2 separate regions of the Homo sapiens genome follow, and region 1 is linked to region 2. A link is an interaction called in ENCODE POLR2A ChIA-PET data of the cell type or tissue named here. Cell type or tissue: CD4-positive, alpha-beta T cell. All regions are shown on one strand. Each heading gives the region's core, and the rest is flanking DNA. Links, peaks and the distances in the headings are about the cores only. Region 1 overlaps FYN (FYN proto-oncogene, Src family tyrosine kinase). Region 2 has its middle 27 kb from the start of CCN6.

Evidence for each region. Peaks named below come from ENCODE experiments on the same cell type or tissue, not always from the same donor. Only the 100,000 strongest peaks of a DNase experiment are listed, where the experiment ranks them.
Region 1: POLR2A ChIA-PET joins it to region 2 with 5 read pairs; 3 of 35 experiments call an interaction of 5 or more read pairs at or near these places.

The regions. Positions count from the first base shown.
Region 1 is chr6:111,750,792-111,763,083 of GRCh38, forward strand. All of the region lies in intron 3 of FYN (FYN proto-oncogene, Src family tyrosine kinase), which reads right to left. Among named protein-coding and RNA genes, the nearest start is that of FYN, 120 kb to the right of the region's middle. RefSeq lists an enhancer at 177-749. In CD4-positive, alpha-beta T cell, for the core only: no CTCF peak of the experiment used is centred there; DNase peaks (open chromatin) are centred at 8,330, 9,240, 10,305 and 11,300; H3K4me3 peaks cover 3,032 bases; H3K27ac peaks cover 5,000 bases.
Region 2 is chr6:112,018,793-112,036,292 of GRCh38, forward strand. No RefSeq gene overlaps it. Among named protein-coding and RNA genes, the nearest start is that of CCN6, 27 kb to the right of the region's middle. In CD4-positive, alpha-beta T cell, for the core only: CTCF peaks have their summits at 10,637 (motif pointing left) and 10,837; DNase peaks (open chromatin) are centred at 9,319 and 10,619; H3K27ac peaks cover 3,848 bases.

The DNA.
Region 1 (12,292 bases), core at 6,941-11,940, 270 kb before region 2:
TGCGTTCCCGCCATTCCATACTTCTAAGGAACTTATTTTAAAAAGCAAGAAAGGGGCAGCAAAGTCACAGAACAATGAAAGGACACAATGGCCACCTTCACTTTTGTTGAGACTGGAGAGATGGGAGTCGTAGACATGAATGAGTGCAAGCCTCAGTGGGTCTATTGTGCAAAATAAGTTTTACTTGAAAATGGAAAAAATGACCCTGCATTTCTCTTTGCCATTATCTACAGAGTCACACTGGAAAAAAACACCAAGAGAAGCAAAGCAAAAAGAATAGTTTCTATTGGCCTTTCCTTGGCATTGTATACTTTTATTCCTTTATTCTTTTCTTGCTCAACCTCATTCCCAACTATTTTACTATTTTGGGGGCACTGGGGACAGAACTTCTGGGAAACATAACACGCATTAGTCCATTTGTTTTCTCTGTGAATTCTTTTCAGCATCTTTGTGTAGCAACAGGAAGGATGTGGGCTCCCTTTCAGATTCAAATGAGGCAAATCAGCCCTGGCTCAGGTTGACAACATCATGTTTATGTTACACTGTGGCCTCAGAACGCCAGAACTGCTGTCTCTAGGTAGAATGGCCATTTTGTCCTGGGGCTTAATGTCTATTTTTAACATCAGATCCCTAGCCCATGTCTCACAAAAACAACAAACAATTAACAACAAAAACCCCCCAAAACTGCTGACACAGTATAACTACAGCATACTATTTTATTAAGAGAATTCTGAGTTTTAGAGTTGAAAAGATCAGTGTTTTCAAGGTATTCAGAGATATTTTAAATCATATAGGACAGATGTGCAGAAGTGGCAGTGTCTCCATTCAAATTCTTTCTTTTTTTTTTTGAGACAGCATCTTGCTCGGTCATCTAGGCTGGAGTGCAGTGGCACAATCACAGCTCCCTGCAGCCTCAACCTCCTGGGCTCAAGCTATCCTTCTACCTACGCCTCCCAGTACCTGGGACTACAGTTGTGCACCACCACATGTAAATAATCTTTTTTTTTGGTAGAAACAAGGTCTCACTATGTTGCCCAGGCTGGTGTTGAACTCCTGAGCTCAAGCAACCCTCTTGCCTCGGCCTCTCAAAGTGCTGGGATTACAGGCATGAGCCACCATGCTTAGCTTCAGATATTTCTTAAGCTTTTAGAATGTGGTAGGAAAATCCTACCATGTATTTTTCTCAGATTTATATTCCTAAGCATGTAAATCAAGGAGTAATAAATTTATAATATAAACAAATATAAGACTTTATTTTATAAAACTGGATGTTTATTACTAAGGCTTCTACCAAAAGTTCAAAGCAAAACCATGGAAGAGAATGTGGAGTGGTGCTAGACAAATATGTTAATACTGAATTTGGGAACTGAGTCTATTATTAATTCTATTAGTCCAACTTCGTGATCTTGGCAAGTTATTTATCCTCTCTTAAACCTCAACTCCATCCATTCCTCCATCTATCCATCTACCCATGATCCATCCAACAAATACATCCTCTCTACTAAATGCTCAGCCCTTGGTGAATTAAAAAGATGAATAAGCTATCAGCCCACTGGAGCAGCTTTTGATAAAACAAGTGTACAAATAATTCTATGCAAGACAATTGTCAGTTGGAAGTTGTAGGGTGCTAACAGGAGCTTAGTGGAAAAAGAAGTCACTTCCAATGGAGAGATCAGTCAAGGCTCCATTGAGGAGAGACATTTTGTTGTTTGAGAAAGAAGCAAGATTTCTAAATCTAGAGCAGGGTTGAGACATTCCTGGCCACAGGAAAAGCCAGGGCAAAGATGGGCATCAGGGAGGCATGGAAGACATTTAGGGAAGAGTGACAAGTCCACCAGGTGGAATAGGGTCTGAGTGGGGAGGCAGTGGCTCCTCTGATCAGGCAAGCAGCCAAGAGAGGACTTGGACTGAATTTGGAGCTCAGAGGGGAGGCTCTGAAGAGTTCTAAGCAAGAATGACACTTGGTCTGGCAGCTCCATGCAGAATGGCTCTGCCACAAAAGCACCTGAAAGATGCTAGGAAGAAGTTTTAGCAGTCCAGTTCAGTGTTAATAATCTTGCTTTAGGAGGGTGGTGGTGAGGGTGGGATGGAGGGATAGACAGGGCTGTGAACTGGTGGAATGGAACTGGGCACTTACTTATCTCTAATATTCAAGCTTCCACATTCTAGTATTTGACAGTTTAGTGTAAGTGGGGGAAATTAACTTGAATGCCCCCAAAATAGAGGCAAAAATAGCTTTGGATAAAATTTAGTCCCATTTCTATATATATTGAAATCTCAATATCAATTAGTCTTACAGAAAAAACTGGTCTTGCAGAAGAAGTGTCAAGGCATGATATATGAAAGACAAGCTGTATTTAGGTAAACCTACTAAAGTGTTTTAGCATTTGGTCTGATCCTCCATACAGGATGCTTTCATAGGAGGAATAGTCATGCCACTTTCTATTTTGACAGGGGTCAGAGAAGTGTGGTTCTTTACAGATTTCAGTAATGCATTATCCAAAAAGGCCTCTCATAATACCTTTGGGAATAAGATAGGAAAATGTGGGCTAGATACTAGAACAATGAAGTGAATTATAATATTTAAGTGGGGCTGATTGGTGAGCTCAGGTCCACCTAGAAGGTGGTCTCAGGAGGCCTAAAATGGGGCTCTGAGCTCTTCAAAAACTTGTCAACATCTTAGATGAAGATATTGAAAATTTGTATGGTGAAATATTCAGATGGAACAAACTTTTGAAGGGACAGGAGTGACAATCTCAAGATATAAAAATATCTTGGTAGGCTGGAGTATTAGGCCACAACTGACATGATAAAATTAGTAAGGACAAATGTGAGGGCCTAAACCAAAAAAAAAAAAAAGTTGCCTAAGTACAGGACGGTGGACATGTGGTTTAGCAGCAGCATGTGTAAAAACAATTTGTGGGGAAGTGTTAGCTGAAAGTAATTTCAATTTAAGTCAATTGTTTGACATGGCTGCTTAAAAGTGTGATCTAATGTGGTATTTACTGAAATACAGCATTAGCTCCGGCCTCACTTAAGTTGGGATTCCAGAAACACTGAGAAACACAGGTGCTTTTGATATAAACATGTTGGGTATAGTTGCTTAACAAACCAAGCTCAGCTTAACCAGAGAGAAGTTTTGCTGGTCATCATGGAGGCCCTGCCCTTAGCCAGACTGAGCTAGGGAGGTTAGTAGGAAGAAACAGTGAAGGACTCACCAAACTAGAAGCTACACTTACCCATTCTATCCATTCTAGTAAGACTGAACTTTGATTTTTTTAAATGCAATGATAATAAAATTTTAGGCAGCAAGAGACAGAGCCCGGTCAGAAGGACAATACTGTTCCTCTATTCCTTATCAAATTCAATGCTAGGCAATATGAAGATATTTCTTTTATCGTCTGTCTGAATGTGGAACTCTTCTACTGTCTGAATATTTCTGGGCCCCAAGTTGGGGTTTACTTTCTTGATGGTTGGGAAGAATCATTTGGGTGAGGGGTACTGTGCCCATGACCCACAGCCAACTCCCGGCATGCACAGTAGGGCACCTCTCCCACGGGGAAGGAGGTCTTCGCAAACCTTTTACTACCTTTCTTCAATGTATAAACTGTGATCTCTGGAACTTTCAGACATAACACTTACCTCATGTCGGCAAATGAGAAGCAAGTTTCTCCTTATTCTCTATTAGAAACATAGAAAGCAAGCCAGCATAATTTCTAAACCAAGTTGGATCTTTCTTTAAAAAACAGGAAATTTGTTGCTATGCGTTGTTTTCCTTCCTTGAGCAGTATGCTGTTTATCTTCAGGAAAAGGATCACACAGATCCTGGTGTACATGCTTATGAACAACAGGCAAGGGTTACAGTCGCTCATTCTCATTTGCTTTCCTTGAGGGAGAGAAATCGTATGATGGGTTCAGTTGGTTTTGGCCTTAATATACAGTAGTTTCCTGAGAGGCTTCCTTAATAGGTGCCCACTAAAACATTCCTTAACACAAACACACAAACACACACACAACCTGAGTGTGTGTGTATAATCTGACAGTCTCTCAAAGCATGACCACACAGAATTTAGAACTTGTTAACAGTAATACGATGTTAAAAGGACTCGAAATTCTGTTGAGAAAAACTAATACAAACACTGGAAATTGTTGTGCTTAGACAAGAAAATTTAAGCTGTTTTTTTTTTTTTTTTAAAGAACGGATGGGTTGTATATGGCAGAATTTCTTCTTAGGATTTGTTTCTAATAATGAGAATGTCCCAAAGATGGTAAAGAATATCTTGACAATAGAGATTTCTTGGCAGAATTTGGATGAACAAATACTGGCTGGACTAGATGAGCTTTAAGGCTCCTTCAAGCACAGGAAAATCATAGCTATATGATTTTGATACTTTTTTTGTTTTTCTAAAATAGCCCATAGTGTGGATGCTAACAAGGTAATCTGGAAACAAATGCCTTGAGACAAGGGCTTCTGAGAAACTGGATTCATAGCTGCTTAGAAGCCAAAATAAAAAAAACCAGTATTTTGAGGGAAACTGGATAATGCCAATGGAAAGTTCTTTAATGTTCTTCCTGGAAAATGGTTATAACCATTTATAAAGCAAATCATCAGAATTTTAAGGGCAAAGTGACACATACAGTGAGAGATTTTAATAACACCTCTCTTGAAGAGATTGACAGATTAATAAGGATATAGAAGATGTGAGCAACAGAATGAAGAGATTTAATCTAATGGGCATATTTAGAACTCTGTCCCCACAGCCCCCATCGGAGAATATGCACTAAAGAAATTCACGGAATATTTAAAAAGAATTGACCATGTCCTAGGCCACAAACCAAGTCTCAATGCATTTTGTGGAAATAGTATCATACAAACAACATTCCCAGACCACAACAGATTTTTTAAGTTAGAAATCCGTAACAAAATGATTACTAAAGACTCTCATTCATTTGGGAATTCAAAATGATGCTGCTAATAAAACTCATGAATCAAAGAAGAAATAATTATGGTAATTACAACATTCTTATAACTGAGTGATGATAAAAATACTCCATATTAGAATATATCAGATTTCACTACAGTTTTATTTAGAATAAAATACTTAAATCTTGTCCTAGAAAGAAAAAAGGACTGAGAATTAATGAACAAGTATCCAACTCAGGAAGTCAGAAAGTAAATAAGAGTACATCCAAAGAAAGCAGAAGAAGAAAATAATAAAGGGTAGAAATTAAAATCAGAAAACAAAGATACACTAGAGAAGATGAACAAAGGAAAAGCTATTTATTTGGAAAGACTAATAAGAGCCAAATCTGATCAAGAAAAATACAGAGATGTTACAAATAATAACATTAGGAATGAATGAGAGAACATAACTACAGATTCAGCAAGGATTAAATAACAGCACACTACTATGAAGAAATATGTGCCATTAAGTTTGAAAATTTCAATGAAATGAAGAATATCACAGAAAAATTCAAATTATTATTCTAACAAGACAGAAACCTGAATAGTCTAATAACCTTTAAAAAACTGATTCATTAGTTAAAAAGCTTCTCATCCTTCCACCCAAAAAAATCCAAAAACCAATAAACACTAGGTTCAGATGGTTTTAGAGAAAAAAAAGTAAAAAAAAAATCTGTGTTTTAGATCAAAACCAAAAAAAAATGCAGGAGATAGAAAATGGAAAAGCACTAGGACTATCTCAGAACCAAATCCAAGATGGTAGGAAAAAGGAAAATTATGGACCACTCTCAGATATAAATACAAATGTAAAAATCCTAAATAAAATATCAGCAAACAGAACCCAACAATGCATAAAATATATCACGACTAATGTGGATTTTTGCTAATAATGCAAGGATGATTTAACTTTAAAAAATGGATGACAATAATTCCTGTACTATCCGATTAAAAGAGAAAACCCCAATGATCTTATCAATAGATACAGAAAAGGCACTCAGTAATAATTAACACATTTATAATTTTTTAAAATAGAAACTTTTAGCAAACTAGGATCAGAAGGGGACTTTCATAATCTAATAGAAAGTATTTACCAAAACCCAGCAGTAAGCACCATACTCAATGGTGAAATGCTAACAGCCTTCCCTTTAAAATCAGTAACAAGCTAAGGATCTGTGCTATCCCTACTTCCTATCCCCGCTATCCCTACTTCCTATCCCCTGTGCTATTTCCTGCAGGTCCTAGCCAGAGTGGTAGGAAAAGAAAAAATAAATATATAAAAGATAAAAGATTGAAAAAGAACAAAAACTTGTAATTATTTATAGATGGTATGTCTGTTACACAGAAAAACTAAGAGAATACAGATAAATTATTAGAATTGATAAGAGGTTTCAGCAAACGGCTAAGTATTAGTTTAATATGAAAAATTTTATTTCTATCCACGAGCAACAGTAAGACAAAGTTATTTTAAAAAATTGAGCACTGTGCTTATATTTCTTGACCTTCATCTCCTGCTCTTCAACAGGCACCTCAACCAGATAAGCACAGGATAATAAAAAAATTTAAGACAAACAAGTAACCTAATTATATTGTAAAACTCTGAGAGGCAGGGAGTATAATTTCATGGAAGACCTACAGGATTCCTCTCTATTCTATTCCCATGGAAAAATTTCACTTAAAAAAATGAGGCGTTGTAGATGGGGTTACTTTGAACTGTGGTGAATCACACTTATTCACTGGAAAGACACATAAGCAGGAAGTCCAGGCCTCTGCAAATCAAACTCTGCCTAAAAGGAAAAATATGGCTGATACCTTCTCTTCTACACAGCTTACAATAAAGTCAGCAGGAAGTGGCCCTCCAAAATGGCATCCCACATCAGGAAGGAGATGGATGCTATGAAGGGAGACATTGGTCAAGAGGTAGGCAAAGCTCTTAAGAAAGCTCTTGAATGCTTGGTTCTTCATTTACATGAAGATAATAGGGAGAGTTACTTCTGTTGAAATTTCACTACAACAAAACACAGGATGTCATTTAAATTCTAAGAACTTCTTGATCCAATTGCGTTCCCTGTACTCTTACTGTATATCCAGGTATGTCCATCGGCATGGGGGCCTGGTCAGCTCATGTTTTTAACAGTCTTAGAGAAGGAAACTATGGCACATACGATTTCTTTTTTCCACAGAGGGGTTGACTTATTACCATTTTTAATGAAGTGACAAAAAAAATGAGATAAAAGGGTAGAGAATGTTCTATATTCACGTGGATCTTGCTGGACAACTCACTCAATAAAAACATGGTTATCTGAAAACACTAGATTCTGATGTTGTTTTTAAAAATATGTTAAAAGCCTAACTCACTGGAAACATCAAAATAAGCAAAGATAGTAGACTGATTTTCTGTTTGATTAAATATAGTACATACCTATAATGGAATAGTATATAGCACTAAAATCATATTGCAACATAAATTTAGTGACTAAAAAATATTCACGGTGCACTGCTAAGTTAAAACAAAGTAGGATATAAAACATTAAGTCCAATTTGAAACCATGTTTTAAACATTCCTAAATTTGCACCGGGAAAGGACATTCAACAAAATACTAATGATGTGCGTGACTATCTCTGTGTGATGGGTTAATAGGTGACTTTTGTTTTGTTCTGTATCTTTAAGTACTTTACACTAGGGGTGTATATTAATGTGGACGTTATTTAAAAAAATCCACCATAATGAAAATGCCTAGAATTCACATCATATACATTTTTGGTGGTCACCAAAACATTCACAAACCAAGTATAGTTTCATGGCAGTGAAAATACCCAACAAAAGCCAAGTGTCCTGCTGATTGTTAGACTGGAGGACGACCTTTTCTCCTGAACTCCTGTTCTCCACTGGGCATTTGCCCTGGGGCATGGCTCAGTGCCCCCAGGAGACACTGAAATGGCTCAGTGCCATCCCAACAAGATGTTTCCTTCCTTTGGCTTACTCTCATACCATCAGCGGGGGACAGTGCAGACTGCAGCCCAGCATTTAGGACGGCAGGACAGGAATGAAAATTCTGGGCATGAACAAAGCTCCACTTACCACCTCCAGAACGCCGCTTCTCTGATTAGCAACTTTCTCCGATCTGAAGCGTGGCTTCCCAGCCTTCCACACCAGTGGCCTATATCTTTTCCACCAATCTCCCACTGCCCCTCACACACTCTCCAGCCAGGATGGAATGCACCTCCACATAACTGTCCATGCAGTTCCCACATCTTGTCCACCGGCCAGGCCCATGCGAGTCTTACCCTTCACGTAAGCCTCCCTTCTCAGCTCCTCAGACCTGCGCTGGTCTCCCCCTCTCTCAGCTCCTTGGCTTATACCCAACACTTGATCATTTGCAGGTGAGACAGTCACATTGTTTAACTGTTTCCTGTGCATGGCAGGGTCTGGTAAGGGTTGGGGCCAAGAATCTCTTTGATTCTTCCCATTGCCTTCTTCTGGCTTCTGGCACAGGTCTACAATATAGTAGGTTCTCAAAACCAGAACATAGATCTTTTAAGGTGGAGTGATTTCACTGGCACTTTTCCTGACAATGATTTTGTCAGCAATCTCTTCCTTCTGGTCTGCCTGTCTGCCTCTCTTTTTATGCTTGTCTCATCCTTAAGAGCAAAGAATGGCATTTTTCCTGCTCACTCTTCTCAGCTCATAAACAAATGGCTTCCTCTCTACTCCAGCCCTCGTGCAGTGGTGCTAACCGAACGGAGGCTGTCCACAACGGTGCTGGGTCCTCTCGCCTGCTCACTCCCAGGCACCCAGGCACTCGGTGCCCATTCTCATCAAGGACTGTGGATCTTTTGGTTCCCCCCCTAGGGGTTCTTGCCCTTCAGGACTTTGGTGGGCTATGTTCCACATTCATTTACTCACCCACTCATTCAGCACCTAGTTCCTTAGTGCCTTCTGTGTGCCAGGCACTGTTATGTAAACTCACTGTTGTATGTCTTGTCTCCCCACCTACATTGAAAGCTCCCCGACGGCAACGATTATCTGCTACGATTATTTAATTGTCACCAGAGAATCTAACACTGTGTTCAGAAAGTGAAAAATATTTACCTGACTGAAAGGAGAAGGAGAAAAGGAATAAAGCAGAAAGCTTCAGTTTTCATTCGATTATTCTCTCCGCTGTGGTTTGACTAGAGATGGCGTAAAAAGATAAGGCAAAACTTTGACTCTAGCAGACTGAGTACAGCCTTCATTTTTTTTTTTTTCTGGGCCTCTGTCCAGACCAAATGAGACAGTGACGTATGTGAAAACATTCTTTACGTTGCAGAATATTTTACAAATATGAAGTGTCATCATCATCACGATATGCGTCACCCATACCGTACTGTGAAAAGTTTGATTCCAAACAATAAGCAACCAAATCACCCCATTTTGCAAGCTCCTGCAACCAGCAGCATAATACAGCCAGAAAAAAAAGCTGACAGCCTGACAAAACCCAAATGGAAAATTAAAATGAGCAAGAACAGCCACACACCCAAAGAGAGAGCAAACCCGCACTGCTTGGAGGAGGAAATCCTCTAATTGCCTCCACACTCCTGCTCGCTTCCATCTGCTTGCATTTAAGGAAACCCAACTACTGGGCTCCTCGCAGCTGTAGAGAAAAAGATAGGCATCCTAAGTGCCTGGATGGCTGCAGCAGGCAGGGACCGACAAGAGGACAGAAGATCCACAGGCAAGGCTCAACAGCACATCTAAAAACAAATTTAATGTGTGTTATGCAAAATGGCAAACCAGCTCCCCTGGCTGTGAGGTCACATGAAATAATAACGGAACTCCTTCTCAGGAGAAAGGCAGCAGTGGCGTGTGTGGGCAGGAATGCTGCAGCGCGCTCCTCACACAAAGAAGCCCATGGGCCTCCCCTCAAGCTGGGAGTTGCACGGAGCCCAGGCTGCAATTAGGTTTCTTGTGGGGAAGTGACTGGAGACATAGGCACCCATGTTCCTCACTGTGGGGTAACTAAATCGCCTTTGGCAAAACTTCTTAAGTGCAATTATAGTTTTTAGAAATGCCAACCTTTTGATTCCAGTCTCACTTTGACCATTTCTCCCCTGCTCTTCCTATCTGAATCTCACCAGTCCCATTCTCCAGTCTGCCCTCGGCCTTCTCCCTTTCTGGACTGCTGACCACCTATGCTCAGGACCTTACTGTGCCTCCATAATCAGAGGGATCCCCTAAGGTGCAACCAAATTGTATAATTTAAAAAACTCCACATCTTGGAGAGCAGGCAGTTCATTGTGAGATGATGAAACTGTGGTGCAGAGATGCAAAGACACAAGATGTGTTCACATCACCAGCCAGTGGCAGGGACAGGGCCTGACAGCAGATATCTACAACTCAACATACATAATACAGAAAAAGGACACTAGCACTTGGTGGCACTTGTTACAAGCCAGAGACTAGGCAGGGAGCCTTCACATTCTTTATCTGAGTCCAAACCTGACATTAATCCTGTGAGCTGGACTAAGAAGTTAAGCCACTTTCCCAAAATCTTGCAGCCAGTAATGATGCCGATGAGATTCATTCCCAGGTCTGATTGCAAAGCCTGTTCTTCCTTCTAGCCTGTACTGCCAAAAGATTTCAGGGTGAAGGAAGCTGATGGAGTAGTTAACTCATGAGATGGGTTCCTCTTTGTGGCTGTATACCTGCTCGTGGTCTAGTGAAAGGAGAACAGTTAATGAATGGTATGAATGGCAGTGCACTGGAATTCTGGAAGATGAAGCTGGAAATCAGTAGGAAAGGTTGTTATTGAAAATGCCTTGGTTTCCTGGTGTGACCATAGTTTTATAATTTGTGGGGACCCTGGAAGATTCTAGAGAGGTGGGCTTTGTATCTCCAAGTGGCTCCCTCCTCCACAGCAGTCTAAAACCAGAAGGGCAGAGCCTTCCGGGGCGACAACCACTTGGCTTCAAGCACTGAAGGGTGGAGTGGATGCTGCCATGGCAGGCAAGCTTAGGAGGAAGAACAGTGGCTGCTGGGACCTCCAGGACGCTCTGCAGGGTTGTGAAAGGGGGCTGCTAGCTGCTTGCCCAGGGTCTCCTTGTACTTTTAGCAAAAAAAATGCTCTCGAGAATCCCCTGGACAGGCTATCTGCATCCAATCATCATTCCCAATGCTGAGACTGCTCAGCAATCCCTGGTCAGCTCACCGTCAAAGCAGGACCTGCATTACATCATGGAGGAGTGTGGGTGGCTCGATGTTTTTTATGTGAAGAAATTGGTTATGCCCTTCCGTGAGAAGGAACAGCTTCAACACGTAGGCTGTGTGTATGCAAAATGTTCCTTTGGGTAAATGGTAAAAAGAAATCATCATGGAATCCTATCTAAGTGGCTTGAACTGGAAAAAATAACTTGTTCATTTTATCTGGCTCTGGCTTTCCACGAGCAGCAGCGGTGAGGAAGCTTCCTGAGCTGTTGGCCACAGCTGGGGGCCACCCTGGGAGAGGCTTTGCTTCTGCATCTGGTTTTCTCAGTTCCCTAAGACCTCACCAGTTAATGCTCATTACTTATACCTCTAAGTAATGTCTATTTTATTGTAAACGATAATAAAATTCTAAGCCCCCCAAGTGACTAAGTGGACCCTCCTCTTGACCATGGGGATCCAAAGAAACCTGGAAAACTAGTTCAGGCCATGAAGGGAAGGTGGGGGTCAGATATGCCTTGTTATACCCTCCTCCCTTTGGAGTTCAGGCACAACTGGCTGGCATGAACATTAAAACAGAGACCCTAAGGCTGACAGAACAGACTCTTATAGCAATATGATACTAACTCCAACCTGACACTAGCATAACATCACATGACAGATAACAGGCCCTAAAAGGAAATCAAAGTATTTTACCCTAACATATATTTCCCTGATGTATTTTGAAATGGCCCTGCAAAGCTGTGTCTCTTGTGGGGGAAGTCTGCATGCAGGGGTGTCCAACCTTTTGTCTTCCCTGGGCCACACTGGAAGAACTGCCTTGGGCCACACATAAAATATACTAATGATAGGTGATGAGCTTAAAAAAAAAAAAAGTCCTTGCATAATTTTTGTGATATCTGCCACCTGCCACCACAGGTAACTAAAAAAGTCCTCGCATTCAAATGGCTGGACACGGGTGAGAATCTCCTTCCCTTACTAGGTCTCTTCTGTGACTCTGACTCCTTTGATAAGAGACATTTACATTTATGCTCTCCAAAGCCTTCTTCTTGGAGGTTTCATCCACATGACAAGAATCTTTATCTTTCAGGCCCCCTGACCCCACTTACCTCAACTGATTTCAACTCTTCAGGCAAAGCTTAATTCTTTGA
Region 2 (17,500 bases), core at 6,650-11,649:
GCAGCTAATGGCCTGGCCTTTGGAGCTGCAGGCAAAATGTGGAGCAGCCCGGACTTTATCTGGATAAATTTCCGAGTGCAGACCTCAAGGGTTCACAGTTCTTTTGATGCACCTTGAAAGAGATTTTATTATGAGACTAGGTGCTTTTAAAAAGAATTACAAATTGGGAAATTTTCTTTAGGATTATTGAAAAAAAAATTAGGCAAATCTCCACGAAGGGCTGTATTTTCCTTTTCCCCTCTTCACCAAGTATTGAGTGTGAATTAAATACGAGGCATAGCAGCAGTCGAAGTGGAGTGACAAGCCTCATCCATGAGTAAATGCAACACGTGGCAGACGCTGCCGCTGCCCCATACACACACAGCGATAAACACAGGTCACTGTGGCCTAATAAACTTGAAGGAATGTCAAACAACAATAATTTCCTTTGTGAATCTCATTCAAGAAAACATTTCAACGTCAAACAAGTCCTTAGAGCATTGTGTACTGTGGATGTTATTGGACAAGCTGTCGCTGTAAACTGCCAGAACCTGGGTTGCATTTGAATTATGACTCTGGGAATATGACTCCATTCCCTTCTCCCTCTTGCTGCCTTTTTCCCCTGTTGGCCCTTCCCTCTTTTCATCAGCACTTTTTATAGACTGTCTCATTAGTCTCTAACTTCATGGTGACTTTTCTTCATTCCTAGTGGGAAATATCCTCCCCTCAAATTTCACTTTAAAACATTACAGAAATGTGGACCTTAACTTGCTGACTTCAGAACCATTCGCGTCCACCTGAGTGTGGAGTTTCTGTTCTCCTAATAGAAGCCTTCTCTGCATCCTTGGATCACTTACTCTCCTTTTCCTTTTGGTGACAGAGTTCACACACAACTTTCTGTTTGCCCCAACCAACAACACAACTTCCCTTTGCTTTAAGATGGAGCCCAACTTGGTGTGCCCTCCAGAGCCCCCATCAAATGTGTGGTGAAAAGTGCAGACCCTGGAGGCAGACTAGCGAGGTCTGAGTTGTAGCTCTGCCACTTGCTTGCTGTGTTACCTTGGCAAATCACTTAACCCCTCTGTGCCTTCATTTGCTGCTCTTTCAAACAGGGACAATAGTATCTGTATTATAGGGTAGTTGTGAAAATTAAATGAGTTAACCTTTGTAAAGCTCTGAGAACAGTGCTTGGCACTCAGTAAACTCCATACAAGTGTAACTATTACCATTCAGGGAGTGGTAATACCATGGATAACATTTAAAAAATGTTAACTAAGGGCCAAGTATTGTGCTGAGGGTTTCACGTGAGTTATTATTACATGTAATCTGCACAAAGCCCCATGGGGTAGGTACTGTTATTATCTTGGTCCTAAAAATGAGGACGTTTGTGGCCCAAAGCCACCCAGTTAACAGAAACAGGTTCCTAACCTTGTTCTGTGCGGTAGTAAAGCACATATACTTATTACTAGGCTGACAGTGTAAGGATTTGTGTGTGTGTGGCAGTGGCATCAGGGGCTGGAGGGAAGGGGTACAGTTAGAAAGAAGCAAGCTTTTCAGGGAGTAATTTTTGTCTTATTAGTACCTATTTGGATCTGGGTATCTAATTCCTATTCAACAATGATTAGAGCTGTGAAGACGGTTTTAAACGAGTAAGTCTGTGAGTGGGTTCTCCCCGTGAACATTTTGCTAGCACGCATTTCTCAGGTTCTCACTAAATTATATATGGACTGGGAAAAGCATAGCCAATTTCAGAGACGGGTCCAGAGCTGGATAAAGGAAGAGAAGTTGGCAGTGGTTTGAATGGCACCTAAACATGCTTCTCCTCCCTGAAAATACTAACCCTCTGTTCCAATAAAGTCAGTTTGGTTGTCAACTAAGAGGGAGCTGAAAAAAATTGAGTCCAGGACATAAATTCTGATGAGAGCAAGAAGGGGCAGGAATAGAGGGCCCCTCTAAGGGAGAGGGCCATGGACAGTTGGGATTACTTGATGGAGTGAACACCTGAGCTTGTCTGGGAACTCCTAAATGAAGAAAGTGTCGATAATGAAAGAACTACGAAGGATAACTTTTGTTTTACAACGTTGCCCTAGATCTGGCCTTGGGGTAGCTGATTAAGGTTCTGGAAATCAACAGCTATTGCCCTTGTATTCCAGATCTCAGCCTCACAAGCACCATTTATTTTGGAGGGGTATTTAGTATTGGCATCATGTTAAATTTCAGCTTGTTAAAAGGCCACCATGATAATAATTGAAAAAGTCCTGCTTGGCATGTGGGCTATGGGGATGTTAAAGCTACCTTTTGCTCTTTCTCCTTCTTTAACATATGTATTCCAGCTGAGCTGATAACCAAACCCCAGCCTCCTTCAATAAATTTATGTCACTGCTCTGTCCAGAAAGGGATATCTCCATATTTACAAGGTTTTTTATGCAAGAAGCAACCCTTTACCCCCACACCTTCTATTCCTTTTGTGGTTCTTTCTGGATTTACAAATGAAGCCTCTCCTCTTCTTTTTTTAATGGAGAATTTTAAAGGCCAAAGCGTTTTCAAATGCAGGGCAATGAAGCGGGCTGGTTTCTGGACACCAGACCTCTTCTGGAGGCCCTGGGTCTATCTCTCTTGCTGAACTGCAGGCCACTGTCCTGGGTAGCAGAGGCTGTAGCTGCCATGCCTATGCATTCACCCACAATTCCCATGGCAATGGCATGAAGCTGCATGACCTCATTGAGCCTCATGCTCCCTGTCTGTAAAATGAGGCTACTGGAAGCAACCACTTCACAGGACTCTTGTGAAGGTTAAATAATAATGCACAAAAAAAATCTGGTGCACTACTTATCACAGAGCGAGCACTTGATAAACGACAGTGAGCATCATCCCTCCAGTCTTGTCTGAGCATGGCCTGTGTCCTCCTAAGTGCCACAGTCATGAAAAGGTAAATATACTACTCTATGCTTGAGAAACTCAGGAGAGAACCTTATGATTTTCTTTAACTCCTTGAAAGCTGGTGCTAACTTACTTATGCCTCTTTCATTAGCATTAAAGGAATGCCTCGCACTTTCTCAAATCTGGAATTAAAATCAGAGGCTGCAGTCATTGCCCTGAGTTATACTAGGCATAAATAAAACTTCCCTGAGAAAGTTGGAAACTTGCCTAGATTGAGATTAATTAGCTCTGCATCTCCAGAGTGTGTACATAAAGGTGCACTGACTTCTCCCAACTTAGAAACCTTGTTATTTAAAGGCCTTTAGGTGTTTGGGAGGGGGCTGCCCAGCACATTGATAAGGGCTGTGGCATCTCTGCTTGTGTTTGGGGCTTATGTGAGGGTGTGGTCCATCTGATCGTCGTGGTTAAGAGTTTTGGTGTCAGCCTTCTATTGGGCGTTTTCAGAATGTAATCAGCCTTAGCAGTTTTAAGAAGGACTCACAAGGTAGACTTTGGGCAAAACAGCCGAGTAGGGAAAACTTTGGCATCCATCTTCTCTCTGTCGGATACTGGAATTCCAACTAGAACAGTTCCAATGGACATTCTCTCTGCTGTTCTAAAAGTTACGGGGTCAAGGGATTCTTTTTGATTGTGCCTCCCAGGGCAACGCATCTTGAAAAGTCGTCAGTGATTGCTGTCTTTCATTCCTTTCTCACATTCTTTCCTAATAACCTCTCCAATCAGACGTTTGCCCCACCTCTGCATTCAAACTGCTCTTGTTAAGTTCAACAGTGTCCTCCACGTTGCAAACCCAGTGCTCCGAGATTTCATATTCCTTGACTCATCGTTAGCATCTGACACTGGATTATCCTCTGCCATTCAGAAGCATTCTCTGCCGGGCTCCCAGGGCCTCTTAGTTTACCCTCCACATCTCCAGCTGCTTCTTCTAAGTTTCCTTTGCTGATTTCTCCGGGTATTCCAGACCTTTGGACATCGGAGGGTCCCAAGCCCCGTTTTTGAACATCTTTTTCTTTTTTCCTTTTAAAATTAAACTGCTTTATTGAGATATGATTGACATGCAAAAAGCTGTAGATGTAAAATGCATACAACTTGATGTGTTTGGAGATAAGTATTCACCTGTGAAACCATCCAACCATCATCACCATCAATGCTCTAAACTTATCCATCACCTCCAGAAGATTCCTCTCATTCCCTTTGTGGCTGTTATTATTTTTTCCTTCTGTGGTAAGAGCACTTAACATAAGATCTACCCTCATAGCAAATGTTTAAGTATACCAAAACAGTACTGTTAGTCATAGGCCCTATGTTGTATAGTAGATCTCCAGGGCTTATTTATTTTGCATAACTCAAATTTGTACCCTTTGATAAACACCTTCCCCTTTCTCCCTTTCCCCCTCCCTGGCAACCAGCATTCTACTCTCTGTCTGATTCCATGTATTTGACTATTTCAGATTCCACACATATGTGAGATCATGCAGTATTTGTCTTTGTGTGTCTAGCTTGTTTCACTTAGCATAATGTTCTCCAGTTCTACCCATATTGTCACAAATGGCAGGATTTCTTCTTTCTTTTTTAAAAACAGAATAATATTCCACTGTATGTGTAAACCACATTTTCTTTATTCATTCATCTGTCAATGGACATTTAGGTGGCTTCCATGTCTTAGCTATTGTGAATAATGCTGCAGTGAACATGGAAGTGCAGACATGTCTTTGAGATTCAGACTTCAATTTCTTTGGATGTACACCCAGAAGTAGGATTACTGGATCAAACGCTAATTCTATTTTTAATTTTTTGAGGGGACATCTTATTTTTCTATACTCACTTCTGAGGTGTTCCAGGCTTATGACATTAAATGCCACCTATATACTGATAAGTTATAGATTTAGGCCTTCAGCTTGTACCGCTTCCTGAAATCCAGACTTATATAGGGAATTGCTTATGCAGCATTGCCACTTGGATATCTGTGGTAGGCTGAATCATGACTCTCTCCAAAAGATATTCATGCCCTAATCCCTGCAACCTTTATATGTCACCTTACATGTCGAAGAGCTAATGTGATTACATTAAGGATCTTGAAGTGGAGGGATTATCCCAGTTTTTCTGGGTGGACCCTAAATGCAATCACATGTATCCTTACAAGAGGGAGGTACAGGGAGATTTGACATACTGAAGAGGAGAAAGCAATGTGACAACAGAGGCAGAGACTGAAGTGATGCAGCCACAAGCCAAGGAATGCTGGCAACCACCAGAAGCTGGAAGAAGCAAGGAACAGATTCATCCCACTGCCCCGGGAGGGAGCGTGGTCCTGCCAATACCTCGATTTCAGCCCAGTGAAACAGATTTAGAACTCCTGGTCTTTAGAACTCTGGGATAATGTTTTTATTGTTTGAAGCCACCAAGTTTCTGGTAATTTTTTATAGCAGCCCTAGAAAACAAATGCAATATTCAATAGGCATCTCAAACCCTACATATCCAGAGCTGAACTGCCTGCAAATCTGCTCATCTCCTTGTCCTCCCTGTCTCAGAGAAAAGAAAATTCTATTCTTTTAGTTGTTCAGGTCAAAAACCCTAGAATCATCCATAACTCTTCTTTTTATTTCATACTTCACGTCCTACTTAGTGAATCTTATTTGCTCTACTTTGAAAATATATTCAGAATCAACATTGCTACTGAGCCACTGTCACCTCTTGTTTGAATTATTGCAACAGCCTCCTAACTTGTCTCCCTGCATCCTCCTTTGCCTCAGACACAGTCTAGAAGAGACCGCATGGCAGCCAACGATCTTTCTTATGCCTCCCTGTTGCACTCAAAGCAGAAGCCACAGTTGTTACTGTGATTTCAAGGCCCTCTGTGACTTGGCCCCTAGTACCTCCCTCAACTCCATCTCATACCCTTTCTCACTCCATTTCAGCCACACTGGCCTGTTCTGTTCCTTCAATATTCTAAGCACACTTCTGCCTCAGGGCCTTTGCACTTGCTGCGTCCTCTGCTCACCTCCCAGATATCTGATGGCTCACTCCTTCACCTCTTTCGGATCTTTATTCAAATGTCACCTTCTCAGTGAGGACTCCCTGGCCACCTTATCTAGTATTGCATCCCTAGTAAATACCCCACCCCAAACATATCCATGCTTTGACTTTCTTTATAGCATTTATAACTCTCTGACATACTATATATAGACTTATTTACTTGGTTGTTCATCTTTCTGTCTTACTGGAGTATAAGTTCCATGAAGATATGGACTTTTGTTAATTTTATCTATTGTCATATTCCCAATGTCTAAAACTGTACCTAGCACATGATAGATGTTCAATAAATACTTTCGAATGACTGAATGGATTTCTAGTGGTGCTTTTGGCCGGGAAAAGAGAGATATTCATCCTCTTATCCAAGAAGACCCGTGGAACCCACAAACCTTTTAACTAATTAAGATTCACTGATGGCCTACAGCTAAGAGAGAGCCGTGTTGGTTAAGCAGAGGATCCTTTGTTTAAAATGAAAAAAATAATAATAATTCTTGAATTTTCTTTGGCCTCAGTCACTCTCCCATTAGCTGTTTCAGTCCTTCATTCTTATTTATTTCCCTTAAAAGTTTTCCTGCTCTTTTGAATTTCCCAGGTTGTGTAAGTTACAGGAACGCTAGAAATGCTCAAGAGAAAGTGATGAAAATCTAGAATCATTTTGCTTTTGAAGTTTCAGTATTAGGAAACAATAAAATAACATAAAATACTTTTCCCCATAGGTCACACCTGGCCGTGTGAGTGCCACAGCTCTGCACCATGCATGGGGAAGTTGCTCGGTATCTAGTGAATCCAAGTAATTGCAAAGCCACCTCACATTCATTGCTCTTGCTGGCCACCTGAGTGCTTTTGTGTATCCATGCTCTGCACTGAAGATAAATTATGAAATGTCCCAACACAACGATGGGTTGTAAATTAGGACTTATTATGTCAGAACTTGGGACATCTACTCCCATCACTGTCACATCGAATAGGAGAGAATTTTGAACATTATAAGACATCATTGGTCTTCTGTGCCAAGGACTGATCTAAGCACTATGTAAGTATTAATTAATTTAATTCTCATAACAACTCCATGAAGTAGGGACCATTACTAATATCATTTTTAAAAAATGAAACCGAAGCACAAAGAGGTTAATTTGCCACAGGTCATCTAGGGCTGCCATAACAATGTACTACAAATTGGGTGGCCTAAACAACAGAAATGTATTGTCTTACAGTTCTGGAGGCCAGAAGTCGAAATCACAGTCTCGGCAGGGATGTGCTCCCCGTGAAGATGCTAGGGAAAGATCTGTTCGAGGCCTCTCTCCAGGCTTTTGGTTGCTCGCTGGCTGGTGGCAGCATGATTCCAGTCTTCATGTGGCACTCTCTATGTGTGCATGTCTCTGTGTCCAAATTCCTCCTTGTTATAAGGACACCAATTCTATTGGATTAGGGGCCCAGCCTACTCTAGTATTACCTCATCTTAGCTTAATGAGTTACATCTGCAGTGGCCCTAGTTCCTTGTAAAGTCACATTCTAAGGTACTGAGGGTTAGGATCTTAGGAGGACATAACTTCACCTATAACAATTACTTGCCAGTTAGTAAATGGCAGAGCCAGGTCTTGAACCTAGCTCTGTTCTGTTGCCCCCCATGTATGGCTATGGTAGTGGCAGCTGTCATTATGTGAAGCCCAGAGTACTTATTCGCTTTCATTTCCTACCTTCATGGAAAAAAAGTATGTCATAGGAGAATAGAACTGTGGAAGATGTTTCCCAATTTTTATGACAGATTCTATGTGTTTTCGAGTGTTTGAATTGTATTTGTGACATTTTTGATGGCTTTCCTCTGGGTTTTAGGATTTACATTGGGGCATTATGGAGTACAGGATGGGGGCTGGCATGATTCCTCCTACCCAGAGACTAGCTGGAAAGCAAATGACTTATTCTTGCATTCCTTAACCAGTAAATAACTATCAAGGCCTCCTATTGTGCCTGGCAGCGTGCTGGGCACAGGAGTAGCTTGTGACCATATCAGACATCAGGCCTGTCCTCTTGGAGCTCACAGTCTTATTACCATAAACTGGGTCACTACAAGAGTGTGATAGATCCCTGGAGTGGGGTGAGCAGGTCACAGAGGCCCGAGACCAAAAAGGAAGGTGGCGGTGAAGACTCAGCTTTTAGTATTGATGAACGCCGATTACCATGCATGGAAAGTCCTGGGTACAGTTTCATATCTTAGAAGAAACAGTGCTGTGGATACATGTGGATAGCATTGAGATCACAGTACTTTCCTGTTACTGAGCGATGAGAAGGATTCAAAGAAGGTAGAGTGAGGGAAAACCAAAATGGCTGCTTTCCTGTGCCCCTTCTGTTGTGATTTTCTGTGCAATGCCTCTCGCCCCTCTGCCCTACCTGAACTCTGTGTAGCTGGGGTCAAAGGTCAAGCTAGAAAACAAGCTGCTGGAAGTGTCACGGCTTACACAGGGGGCATCTGGAGTCTGTTTCTTCTCCAGGTGGAATCCTTCTTTATCTCAGTCTCCAAATACTGGAAATCACACTTTCGGTCACACTCTCCCTTCTCTCATCTTAAAGCTAAAGGCACAGATGGCCCAGAGCACTGGTAGGGCAGAGAACACACCCAGGACAACTCTCATTTGTGAGAGAAGCCAATCCCAAATGAGAAGGTGAGATCTGGGGCAGCCAGCATGGTGCAGAGAGTGCAGTGGGGGGCCAGAAACACATCCCAGCCTGGAGAGAGGCAGGACAGGCGCTGACCTCAACAGGAGGGGCAGCCAGGGAGAGCCTGGGCACACCAGAACCCAAACCCTATGGTCATGAACTGGTTTTCACTAGTTCCTGGATGCTAAGGAGGTGGGATTGCCTCTCAGAGACCCATGTCTACCATCTGAAGTTGTATGTTTAGGGATTTCTACATGAGCGGTATGGTAACATTCATCAAATTCTGATTCTGGTTTATTGGTCCAATCTTTTCCCAAAGGATGCTTTTGGTACATTCTTAAGGTCCTTAATTAAATAACCCTCCCAGGTGTCACTTTAGTTGGTTGCCTGGATGGAGTTGACCTTACCTAATAATTCAAATCTACTCAGTGGCCAAAGTGAGAAAACCCAGAAAACTACACACCTTCCAGAATGGAGCTTAAACAAGGCTTATTTCAGTCTGAGTCTATTACACGTTATACCCCCACTTTACAGCAGGGACTGAGTTGATAATTTCTTTAACCCGCATAACACCAAACACAATGTCTTGCACATGGTAGGCATTAAATACATATGTTGAATTAAACCACATGTTTTGACGTTGTCAGTGAAACCTGCATATACTTGGTAGGGGTTTTCAGACACCCTGTTCCATCTTGCCCCATAAGGCTCCCAAGATCTATGAATTTTGACTGTCTAACCACATCCTGTTGTGCATGGGTACTTGCAGCCAAGTGCTTGCAAAAGCAGTTAACACTAGTGATAAAAGATCACCCAAGATAATGTTCTATAATTGCCTCCAGAGTAGGAGAGCTATTGCTGCTATTGTTTGGAAATTAAGTACAAGCTGAGATTATCCTTCCTGAATTTAGAAGAAGGCAGATTCCAAAAGTGTCTCTCATAGAAAAAAATCTCAGCATTCAAATTGGACTTTAAACACTCACATCTTGACAGGCATGATATCTGATACACAGAGTAGATAGCCCCAGTTAAATAACATGCTGCAGATCCATGTGTAGATTCTAAATCTTAGTGAAAAGGTCAGAGGACTGCCACCCTCCTCGTGGGAGCTTTGAGTATCATGTGTCTGGGTGGTGAATTCCCAGGTTGGACTGGAGGGGTTTACTGTCCTCCAAGAGGCAAAAATTAGGAGAACTTGGCTTCAGTCTGCCTTTGCAATTGCCTGCCTCTTCTTTTCAATCCCCCCTCCCTTCCATCCAGCCCTCAGAACTCACTTTAAGAACGTGAGGGCCTCGAGGTCAAGAGATCGAGACCATCCTGGCCAACATGGTGAAACCCTGTCTCTACTAAAAATACAAAAATTAGCTGAGTGTGGTGGCATGCACCTGTAGTCCCAGCTACTCAGGAGGCTGAGGAAGGAGAATCGCTTGAACCCGGGAGGTGGAGGTTGCAGTGAGCTGAGATTGCGCCACTGCACTCCAGCCTGGGGACAGAGCGATGACCTCTGGGATATCTCCCTAGATACTGAAGTCGATGAAGCTTGGACAGAGTAATGGGTTTTGGATTTGAACTCAATGATTATATCTAAAAGTCACTACTGGCATCTCCTTCCTTTATATTGGACAAATAAAATGCAAACCCAACTGATACAGCTAAGAAGTATGGAATCCAGAGAAGCCACAGACTTACACCAGTGTGAAATGATCGTTCGGTCACGTGGCACAGAGAAAGTGCAAAAACATGGAGTCTTCGTGGAAAGGCCCTGCTTGAGCCTTTCTGTCTATCTGTTACACGTTTCCTTTCTCAAGCGTCTTACTGCTGGAGTCTCGCATTGTGGGAAAGGGAAGAGCTGTCGAAGAAAGGCCTTGATGTTCTTAACTGCTCCGAGGTTAAGAGCAGTTCAGACAAATTTAATGGAAAGACATTTAAAGGATCTATGGCAAGAATTATGCTTCCATTGTGTGCAGCCTGCTGAATTCACCGCAGCCATTTTGGACAACGCCCTCTGCTGGTGGTGGTTGCAGACTACTTGTTCATTAAGACAAGGACCTCTGCCCAAGTAGGTTTTTTCTTGTTACTATGTTGGAATGATTAAGATTGGGCTCGTCTACAAAGGGGCAGCTGCTTTAGAACTGGTCTGAGGGTCCGACAGATGTGTTCTGGTGTGGGTACAGATAGAAGGCAGGAGGAGTAATAGGAGAGAAATGCAAGGTGCCTGTAGTTCTGTCCAGGAAGTTTTCTGAAGACATTTCTTCTGCTGAAGACTTTGCTTAGGAGGCATCCTCCTTAAACCAGCACATTCTTCATCTGAAAGACTTTACTGTTTAAGATTCAGAAACCGGCTAATTTACTGCTCACTCTGCAAATGTTCTACCCGTTCTATGTCTTTGACTGTCAAGATAAATGAGATAGACTAGAAAGCATCTGAGAGTTAGGAAAGCACAAGGAATCATGGCATTTAAGGTGTGGTAGTAGTATGAATTTCTTTTGTTTTACAGAAGAGGCCTGTTTAGTAGGTCTCCTGCCTCCATGTCCTCTGTGGCCGCTCGCCCTGGATACATTTTTGGGTGGAAGGAGAATCTGTTTCTGTATTATTCTGCAATTAGCATGGCCTGGTCATTATGTCCCAAGCACTGTATTCTTCCAGCGTCTACTCCTCTGTTTCCAAGTGATCCAGTAGATCCAGGGAGGCAAAAGGTCACTGTCCTCATGGAAAGGTTAGACCTCTATCCATCCACAGTCTCAGAATAATTCTACAAAGATGTAAATATCATAATTGTGTTTGGGCACAATTTGAAACTTAGGACTGAATGATTTAGAGAGGATGACTGTGTCCTGGGTCTGGGACAATATGCTTACTTGAAATCATTCATGCAGGCATGCATTCAACAAATAGTTTCTGGACACCTACAGTTGCCAGACTATAATTAAAGGCCTCGGATCCACTCCTCTCCCTCTTCAGGCTTTTTGTGATATGGCCCCACCCTACCTATCGGATCTTTTTTCCCACTCAGGCATAACCTGCTTTACTGGCTCTCAAACAAGTGTGTGTCTGGAAGGTGTGTCGCTGCCCGCCAGCATGCTGTGTGTGCTGTCAGCCAGGCCTCCCATCTGAATGTCACTGGTCCTCAGCATGGTGCACACACAGCAGATCTCCAATAAATCTTTGGTTCATTGATTAATCTGTAAAGCTACCATTGTTGAGCATCTGCAAAATCATCAATAAGGAGTGTCTTAGCTCCCCGATGCGACAGAAACAGGACATATTGAGAAACAGAGGAATTTAAGGCAGTTTCTGCTTTGAATTTGAGACTGAAGCTAATTCAAAATGCTGTCAGAAATTTGGAACCATTTTGCTGGCTAGAACTTGCTAGTGAAGGCATAGAGAAGCGTGTTTCCTTTTCCTTAGGGCCCATTTATAACATCCTGGAAACTGTCCTTGGATCCTAAGTCTCTGCTCTCTGTGTGCTAAGGCCTCCCTCTCTAACCCCTCACCTCCTCTCTGTCAGTTTGCCCTCTCCCCTAGACAAAAATAAACCTCATTACTTTCCTGTAAGTCTTACCTTTCTCACCTCACCCAGACCACTGTCTAATTTTCTCCTTTCCTCTGGTTCTTGGAGTTCATTACCATCCTTTTTCCCATTCCCAGAGATGGCCTGAACTCTCACAAACATCAAAATGATCTTCCTCCAAAGTATTTACTAAGTGGCTTTCTGCATGCAGTGCTGTGCTGGACAAACACCAAATAAGTTCATAGAGCAAGGTCCACACCCTTCGGGTGTGTTGTCTTTCTGTAAAGGCCAACAGGGATGGGATGTCGAGAAGTTTTGGTTAGTTAATAAACACAGTACTTCTTTCTTTTCGTTTTATTTCTCTTGTGCATGACCTCTCTCTTTTGTCTGTAAAATGGGAACAAGATCACTTGCCTCACAGAGCTGTTTAGAGGAGTAAGTGAGGTAATTTACCCAAAAGTACTTGACAACTATAAAGTTCCCTTGTTTTTATTTTTACCACCTGGCATAATGCCTGGAATGTCAGGTGCTTGGTAATTCTTTTGTTGGAAGAATAAGTGAATGAAATTTTTAAAAGTCTCTGCACTCTGCTAGAATCAGGTTGGAAAGTGACCATACACACTCATGAAATACCATGAGAACCACATATAACAACACCTCACTTATTGAGATGCCTTTTTTGTGTAAAAGCAATTATCTGGAACATAGTTAAAAAGCAATGTTCCCAGAGCAGCCAGAAAAATGTCCTTGAACACATGTAACCAAGTGTATGCCCGTTATTCATTAAGAAGGTCTTGAAACAGAGGCTACTTCGTTTTAGAATTGTATTCATTCTTTTAACAAACCTGCTTCTCTGGGATCCCAGCCCTACAGCAACATTTTAGGGTAGAAATGGAAAGTGGAATCACCTGTTAAAGGGAACATATAGCTGACAGGAAGTATCACTGCAATATAGCCTTCTATAAAAATACATATTTTCAATAATGGCCATTTGTGATAAACTAAAGTCCAAACTAGATTTAGTATCTTCTGAAGTCATTCGTGTTAAATAATACATTTTAGATGTGTTAAAAAGGAAAGGAATATATGCTCTTAAAATATTAACTCCAGTGGTCAGAAAAAAGCAAGTTGCAAGTAGCGCGCAGCATGACTGTCAACAAATGGGAAAGGACACTGTCCAGGTTCAACACATAAGCGTTGGAGGCTCAAGCAGAGGCTACTCACAGTGGGTGCGTTCCCCTGGAGGGGAGAATTTGAGCAGTGGCAGCAGCTGTGGCAGCAGGTGCCTGCTGCTGCGCTCGGAAATACTCTCATTGCCTTGTCTGTATTAACACATTCAATTCTTGCAACTGACCTATCAGGTAGCCTTATTATTATTATCCTTTTCCAGATGAGAAACTGAGAAGAGAGAGGCTCAGTAACTTGCCCAAGGTCACACAGGAGTGGAAGTGAGCCTATGCTACTCATCACTGTGCTAATCGTTTCCCCAGGTTTTAAAAGAGAAGAATAAAATTCACTGGTGAGGAGAAGAATAACAGGAGCAATGCATTGAGCAGCGACGGCAATGGGAAAAGGAATTATTAAGATGATGCTTTAAAGTATTGGGAGATTTAAAAAGCTGCCATGTAGTTTTTTTGTAAGATAAAGAAAACTCCATGAAAAAAGTGTAGATAGGGTATTGCCTGAAGGATGCACTTAAAGAGACCATCATTCAGAAATGGGGTGACTATGTAACATGGGTGACTGTGATTTCATAAAGCTCTTGTTTCAGGTGAGTGTGTTGGGATCTGGTATAAAATATTTTTCTTCCTGGGAATCCAGTCAAGAGACTTTGAAAGTGCTTGCTCTATAAAGTTAGATGCCCCACAGGGACAAAGCTGGCAGGAGTGGCCAGGGACCGTGGGTCAGATTTGGTGTCACATTGCTCACTGATTCCATTTGCTCCAGTGACTCCTTCTGACTTAGTAGTTCCATCTGCCTTGCCTGCTCGTATTTGCAAAGGGAGGGACCATATCTGACCCAAGTGCTCAGGAAAGCATCCAGATGTGTGTACGTTTGCAAAGCTGTTCTTACTGGATACTGTGTAAATGCGCAGAAGACCGCTCATGAGATAATACATTGAGGGAGAGCTTACTATGTTAAGGGCCCTATGTTAGGAGACCGAGTTCTGCCATTTTTGGTTTAACAAATAGATATCTGATGTAACAATTTCAAATGGCAGAGAGAAAAATTTTATTTGAAAGGAGAGAAAGAAAACAAATCCCTTCCCCTCTCTATCCCATCCCTCGTATATCCCTTCCCCCCGTATATCCCTTCCCTCGTATATCCCATCCCCCGTATATACTTTCCCCCATATATCTCTTCCCCCGTATATCCTGTCCCCCGTATATCCCATATCCCTTCCCCTGTCTATCCTTTCCCCTGTCTATCCCTTCCCCTGTCTATCCCTTCCCCTGTCTATCCCTTCCCCTGTCTATCCTTTCCCCTGTCTATCCCTTCCCCTGTCTATCCCTTCCCCTGTCTATCCCTTCCCCTGTCTATCCCTTCCCATGTCTATCCCTTCCCCTGTCTATCCCTTCCCGTCTATCCCTTCCCCTGTCTATCCCTTCCCCTGTCTATCCCTTCCCCTGTCTATCCCTTCCCCTGTCTATCCTTTCCCCTGTATATCTCTTCCCCTGTCTATCCCTTCCCTTGTCTATCCCTTCCCCGTCTATCCCTTCCTCTGTCTATCCCTTCCCTTGTGTATCCTTTCCCTATATATCCCTTCCCCTGTATATCTCTTCCCCTGTATATCTATCGCTTCCTCTGTATATCTCTTCCATTGTATATCCCTTCCCCTGTATATCTGCAGCTTGACAAGCTTCAGTTTGAGGGCTGGCTTTAAGTCTGTTTTCATTTCCAGTGGGTACGCTTCGAGTTGGCACACAAATTCAATGTGTGAATGGTGTGGGAGTTAAGAAAGTTGCATTGCTATTTCTCTTTTCAAAATTAACAGTGGAATCCTTATGTGAGCCGTGTAGGCTCCGGAATGTGCCACACACTGTTCTCTAACTGCATAATTAGGGAGTTCTCCATAATAAAGTAGTCCTCATTCTTGCCAAAATTGGTGCCCCTCCTCCACACCCTCCTCTGAGAGGCAGGAGACTGACAGCTGCTCTGCAGGCTTCCCCAGCTCCTGTAATTTCACTGTCAATGTAGCCTCCACATCCTGGCTATAGGGTTTCTCAGGTGAGGCTTACTGATTGAGTCTGCCTGCTCTGAAGTCCCTGTCCCCTTTAGTTTCCTGGCTTTTCTGAATTCACCATGAATACCTCCCTGATCTACATTCTGTGCACATACACTCCTTGGCAAGTTCAGTTCCCAGTGGCTTTCTGCTACCCTTTATAGAGAAGACCTTTCTACACAAATGTGGTCCTTCAACCAGCAGAAGTGGCATCATGGGAGCATATTAGAAATGCAGATTCCAAGGGCCACCCCAGCCCTACTTGATCAGAACCTGCAGTCTAACGAGCTCCCCCAGATGATTTGTGTGCACACTGCAGTCTGAGGCGTGCTGGGTGTATACTTGGGAGCAGATCAGAAGGCAGCCTAGGTTTCTATCTTCAGTCTTGGTCAACCAATCAACTAATCATCTAATTAAGGACTACCTTCCTATAAGGATCATCTTTGGTATGCTAACTGTGGAAATCAGAGTAATAAAAAGGTACCAGCCCTGGGGGCTCCCAAGTAAAAACTTTTCTCATGGCGATTGCAAGATTAAGGACAGTAACATGGCCCAGGAAAGTAGGAACATGGGAGACATCTGATAATTCTGTGGCCCCTGCGAATGCAGAGGCTGTAATGCAGTTTAGGCTCCTGCAGTGACCTATCGGGCTTGTCTTACAAGCACTTACTGTGGTCAGTGCTGACAGCAGAGAAAAAGACATCTGATTTTGGTTTTTGATAAAAAGCCATGGCTGGGGCAGGTGGGTGTGCAGGCAGGCCCTGTGTCCTGTTGTGGCCTTCGCATGGGTAATTTAAAATCTCTTCAAGAAATTCATCAACTAGAAATTTCTAACTATAAAATTATGAAGAAATCATTCCTCAAGGATATACTGACCACATATTTAAAGTGTTTCTTTTAGGCTGGGTGCAGTGGCTCATGTCTGTAATCCCAGCACTTTGGGAGGCCGAGGTGAGTAGATCACCTGAGGCCAGGAGTTCGAGATCAGCCTGGCCAACTTGGTGAAACCCTGACTCTACTAAAAATACAAAAATTAGCCAGGTGTGGTGGCAGGTGCCTGTAGTCCCAGCTACTCTGGAGGCTGAGGCATGAGAATCGTTTGAGTCCAGGGGGCGGAGGTTGCAGTGAGCCAAGATCGCACAGCTGCACTCCAGTCTGGATGACAGAGCATGACTCTGCCTCAAAAATAAAAATAAAATAATAATAATAAAAACAAATTGAAAAATAAAGTATTCCTTTTAGGTTCTTAAAGTCCTGTTTGGCGCTTCACTTTCCTATGCTTCTATCATCCAACATGCTTTCAAGGTTATTAATTCTTTAGAAATGTGTTTCCATTAACTTCTTTCATTTCCTTTCCTGTGCCATCCCTAAAGTCCAAGCTATTATAACTTCTAATTATATCAGTTATGAGATGACTACTTGTTTCCACAGTATTTCCCCAAACACATCTTAAGACTGTCTTTAGCTGCACAGAGTTTCCTAAGATGATGTTTATCAGGCTACTTTCCTGTTTCATAACCACAGTGATGTTCCATCTAAATGACTCTCCTTTATCTTCAGTGCTTCGGTGACCTGGCCTCATGTCACCCGGACAAACTTGGCATGTACATCCAAAATATTAATCAAGATTTCTTTCCTAATATCATCTCTTGGCAAATAGAAAGTCACTTTAGATATGTCTTTACAAAGCTGGGTGCCTTTTGAAAAGCACTGGTAATGTGTGTATTTTCTCTACTACTTTATTTGGAAAAAAAGTTCACTGCTTGGGGATCACATTTTAGACTGAAATCAGTGCTAGCTTGGGATGCTTATTGAGGTTACCTGTTCGAACAAAAAAAATGTAGGAAAAGACATCAAATACTAGTAATTACTTCTGGGAGTGTGATCTTACTTCTAAGATTTTAAAAGTGATTATTTTTGAAAGATTACTTAAAAAATACAGTAAGAAGGTACTTTGTGGAGATCATGAGTATGCAACTACAGGAAAAAGGTTATAAAAGCTAATCTAATGGGGTGGAACTGGTAAATCGTGGCTTGGATAAAATATTTAATAACAGCTTCATCCATGGATTGAAGTAATGCCATATATCCAATATCTTAGATGACTGTAGAGATGAGGTACTCTGTAAAATTGTGATAGATGACTCAAAATATGGCCTTA